Regions from separate parts of the Homo sapiens genome. Here region 1 is linked to region 2. A link is a loop called in an ENCODE intact Hi-C map of the cell type or tissue named here. Cell type or tissue: CD4-positive, alpha-beta T cell. All regions are shown on one strand.

Evidence for each region. Peaks named below come from ENCODE experiments on the same cell type or tissue, not always from the same donor. Only the 100,000 strongest peaks of a DNase experiment are listed, where the experiment ranks them.
Region 1: a loop joins it to region 2, with 14 times the contacts of the local background. A loop is called at or near these places in 7 of 110 quality-filtered maps.

Annotation. Positions count from the first base shown.
Region 1 is chr11:32,296,286-32,298,785 of GRCh38, forward strand. No RefSeq gene overlaps it. Among named protein-coding and RNA genes, the nearest start is that of WT1-AS, 140 kb to the right of the region's middle. In CD4-positive, alpha-beta T cell, a CTCF peak has its summit at 1,554; no DNase peak of the experiment used is centred here.
Region 2 is chr11:31,105,951-31,108,450 of GRCh38, forward strand. DCDC1 (doublecortin domain containing 1) reads right to left here. Exons shown (of 39, transcript NM_001387274.1): 13 at 847-1,010. Among named protein-coding and RNA genes, the nearest start is that of DCDC1, 260 kb to the right of the region's middle. RefSeq lists a silencer at 1,140-1,319. In CD4-positive, alpha-beta T cell, no CTCF peak of the experiment used is centred here; a DNase peak (open chromatin) is centred at 1,241.

The DNA.
Region 1 (2,500 bases), 1.2 Mb after region 2:
TGACTTAGTTCTAAGAATTAAATCATAGCATCTGTGGTTAAAAAGAGAAAGCTTGAAAACCACTGCATTAAGCAAAAAGGCCAGAAAATACCATGAAAATAGGAGTGTGGAGCTTTTTTGTTCCTTGAATAAATGTCTTCCTGGTAGGAAGCACAGGATTCCTGAGGAAATGACATTTCTTCTCCATTGAGCAGACAGTGAAAGATCGATGTGACCAATGAAGATGGTGAGCAAGTGGGTAGGGCAGGCGGTTGATCTTTGCAGGAGCAGGTATCTGCAATTTGTCCTCATAGGGCAGATGACAACAGAGAGTGTGACGCTTGTGTGGAGACAATCAGGCTGTCCAATAAGAGAGACAGAGATGCAGCAAGGTGAGACTGAGTCCCCTGAAGTGGGAGGGAATGGCATCAAAGGAAGCAAATGCAGAAAGAAATAGGAGCTGCTCAGATGCCGGGATGTTCATCAACAGGACAAAAGGCTGAAAAGTGGCCCAGAAGGACTCTTCCTTCCTCTTCCAGAAAGAGAGCAGAAAAAATAAGAAAGACGCTTTGTCAAGATAGCAAAGCCATATGAACATAATCACTGGACACCAAGCAAATGACAGGAGACTCTATGATGCTCCAGCAACTCAAAAGAAGAGGACAAAGGAGAAAGAGAAGAGAACAGAGTGAGACTGAGGTTTATACAGTAACCAAGCCATCTCCTTCTAAGAAACACTTTCCAGCTCCCTCTATGTGGGCAGGTGGACACATAGAGGCACACTTGTATATGTGGTTTTCTAATTGGTTTCATTTTAGTCCATAGTAAAAGAGGTTAATTGTGCATCCATATTGTGAAAACATTCTCTATAAATGTCCTAATTAGGAACCCTAACTCGCTTTCCATTATTTCAAAACTGTCCAAATCTGGGTAGACCTAAAGACCATCTGGAACCTGGACTTATGCCCGGGCAGCAATGGATTGCCCTTCATTAGACCTCTCCATGCCCCATCTATTTGGGAGAAAGAAAGGGCGATGGAGAGTTACATGGTGAATACACTAGAAAATAGCATTCCCTGCTCAGACATTTGGTTTTATGATTTTATCTTCCTTGCAATTGACCATGTTCATAAAACTTCAAAGGAGATTTTTCCAGTGCTTTGGCTGTTTAACTGAGACATGCACTTACTTAAGTGTGCATCTGATGTCTGAATATATATGCAGAATACTTGTCCAGGAAACAACAGAAAGTACTGCTATTCTTTACTGTGTCTTTATTAAACTATTTTAGTTTGAAGGGAAAGCTTTTAAAAAATCAAGACTAACTTGAAAATCCAGAGGGAGGAATTGCCAATAAAGTAAAGCCACTCACACTGATTTATCACTGTATTTCTGCAACCATTGCTTGCTTCACTAGCTTGTCAGTGCAGTGGGTGTTGGGGAGCAGTCATCTGGATCTCACGTTGCACATAAAATCTGATATGGATATTAAAAGTCAATCATAAAGCTCCCCCAAGTGGATACTTTTTTAAACTACATGAAGAAACTCGCCAGAATCTCTATGATTGCAATCAAGATGGAGGCCTCAAATATGCTTTTGACGGACAGCAGTGGCCTGGCTTATCCATCTTTTTGTACATAATTTAATAAGATCAGCATCTTGGGAAAAGAATTCTATAAATGTTAAAATGGAATCTACAAAAACACTCTCCTGGCTTCCTTGGGAACGTAATGGGGCCTAGAAGCTGCCTGTGGCTATGCTAGATCTTACATGGCCTAAAAGGATCCAGGGATATAGTGATTTACAGCTGCTCAGGGGGGTAAAAACCCCCTGGAAAAGCTCCCTGGTCCATTTAATTGTGTTCTTTATTCCACTATCTGGGCTGATTATACTGAATTACTAGGCACCCCTGTTAAGCCTGTCACTTAAATTCTAGAACAAATTAAGTTTGTTGAAGGCTTTGCTCTTTCTCTCTATTAAAATATTCATATCTACTCTAACAACCTGATAAAAACTGGCTAAAAGCTTCGCTGCTATCCCCAACAGGGAGTGCCATTTTTAATGAACCCACAAGCATCATAAATAAAAAATAACTGTTCTTAATAAAGAATTGATAGATCAGCTCTGGCCCCAGATAGGTATCAAGGGGGAAGCTACACACAGCCTTGGGAGAATGTGTTCAGCAAATGAGTCTCCCAGAACCTAAAAGCCCCCAGCCAACCATCAAACTCCAAACAAAGGCTGAATCAATGAACTTCCTGAAGAAGTTTCCATAAAATAGCTGAGCCTACTGGGTCTTCATGGGGGTAGATGGCAAAGGGTAGCAGGGAGGGCCTTCCAGAGGTGTATGAGAAAGCAAGGGAAGGAGGAAAGGCTATGGCAGGGGGTTGGGGTGGGGGATAAAAGTCATAAAGAATATTCCTTGAGCATTTACTATGTGCCAAGCATTATCCTCCCAATAATCCTACAAAATGGATAGCATTATCCCCCATAAATGAAGGTAAATGGAGTTGCTGTAAG
Region 2 (2,500 bases):
TAAGCTAAAAAAATTAAAAATAGAGAAGTGTGTTTAAGTTTCCTGACAAGCAGTTTCAGAGTTCATCTGGATGTGTTCTGTCAAAATATGCATAAATTTCCTAGATATTGAAAACAACAGCCCAGCTCATCAGTGCCTATATACTGCAGCCTTTTTCTTTCTTCAGAAACACAGATAATTTTATGCAGGAATTTACCAATCTACAAAAATTTACACAATGCTCAGCAATAACCAGTAATTATTGTGGGATAATGTAAGGTGCTTTTGAGGAATATAACTTTGATAGGATAGGGCTTACAAGCTTTACCAATTTATCTTTAGCTGTCCTGTCATTGGTGCTTAAAAGGTTAAGACTTTATTTGTGAAAACATAGAGAGATAGTGGGGAATCATGTTGTCTACAGCTTCATAAATCTTGCTTAAGATCCTTTTCAATTACCATCCATTTCTCCTTTAAAAAGGGACAAAAAAAATAGAGGAGTGGAAGCAGGTCAGGGCAGTGTGCGACAATGACAGTGTGATGGGCTTGGGCCCCCCGTGGCGTTTCCATCTGCTATCATTAAGGTGACTACTCAGACATGAACAAATCCCTCTTGCTGTGCTGACAGGCAGACTTCAAGAACTATGACAAGGCATTAAGACAGAAAGTCACAGACAGAGATAGAGAGAGAGAAGGAGATGTCATATTCCACCAACAATACTGCCTTGCAAAAACACCTCTAAAATTTTATTGGAATTCAAAATAAAAAATGTTTCATGAAGGGTGCTACTTGACTTCTCAAATCCGCTTTCAAATTAGCTCTCCCCTGGAAAGATTGAGGACAGAAAACAAACCCCTTGCTCCTACCTGTATGCTCTACCATAAGAGACCCAAATTTTTTGCTCATTCTTCAGCGAAAGTGGATTCTTAATTTCTTGGCCATTCTCATCAAAAAGCCGCATTGAAGAATAATTGAGGCCTGGTGGGTTGATGGAAGAACCTTGAAGCCTTTGATGAATCTTGAGAAGTAACTGGTTGGGGGTTAGAGGGGCAGAGGGGATAGAGGAGAATAAATAACCTAAAATGGGAACATCTGTAATAAACTGTCTCTACTCTGTAACAAATGAAGTCCAAACAAATGATAATTAAATTCATATAGAATGTTAAAAGAAGTGTGAAATGACGGCAATGTTTAGCTCAGTGTAAAGTAACAAAATGAGCATGGGCTTTTAACCAGCAGGGGGGGCCACAGGCTTGTGATTGAGCTCTGACCCTTTGGCACGGGGACTGAAAGCAGATGTGACAGTCTTACAGAAAGAGCATTTAGCTTCTACACATGGTAACGGTCCTCTTTGATAAGGGTTACGCTTTTCTTGTCTGAGCTACACATTTTGTTAGGGGCCTTCCAGACCACGTTCAAGTTTCACAATCACCAATCTCCCTGTCCCCAGCAAATCTCAGGTAACCAGTAGTAGGACAACTGCCAAAATTAAAATGACTTTTAGCCTAAGTTGGTTCACTTACAAAGATCTCTCCCTAGAAGCATTTTAATTATGAACCCTGAAATAGCTTGTGGACATCTTCAATAATGAATGTTTTTAAGTTGTAAGAAAGACATCATGGAAGTGTGAAGTATGAAAAGCTGTCATTTAATATTTAAGATAATAGCATTATCAGTGTTTGCTTCTATCTTGCATTTAGAGTCTCTAAATTATCAAGATATTTCTAATTTAGGGCATATTTCAAATATAAAGTAAATCTAACAGAACTGTGCTGCATATGGTATTTGAAAAGACATTTTTCATTATCCTCTGTCACCTTTGTTTAAGTGTTTCAGCCTTTGCTCTTCCTTGCTCTGCACTCCACCCTATCCATCACTCTTCCCCCAGCCTTCTGTCACGGGGTTCCTTTTCATCTCTCCCTTGTCAGTTCTTGTGTCTCTCGGTTTCTTGTTATCCTGTAATCCCTGCAGGGATGTAGATATAGCTGTGGTCTTTTCTGGCCTAACTGCAGTTCAGGGTCCTTTCTTTTCTTTTCTTTTTTGCTCCTCTATTAATCCCCATTGAGGGTATATTGAGAAGTGCTAAATGCTGAGGCTTAGAGGAAAGAAGGGAAAGTCACAGGTCTTCCATGCATCTCAGGTGTCTCACGATTGGCTGTAAACTCTTGACTGAGCAAATATTTCTTTTGACCAGAAACTGCATGTATAGGATCTAAGTATTAGGCTTTGTCCTACTTAGAGATACGTAATAGTATCTCCAACTTAGTGTTTTCATTAGCTGAAGATTTTTAGTCTTGAGCATTGGAAAGGCATTAATACTTCCCATCCAGCATAGCCAATTCCTTTGAATTAAAAATGATCATTACTCTCCTCTTTAGGTGTATAAGAGGCAAAGGTGTTAGAATAGTAAAAATCTATATTGCCTTGGTTATTTTTCCATGGAAATGGCAAACATATTTTGAAATCTATAGATTGTATTTCTAAAGCCCTACATTTATTTTTGTGTGGTTTCAGCTCTTG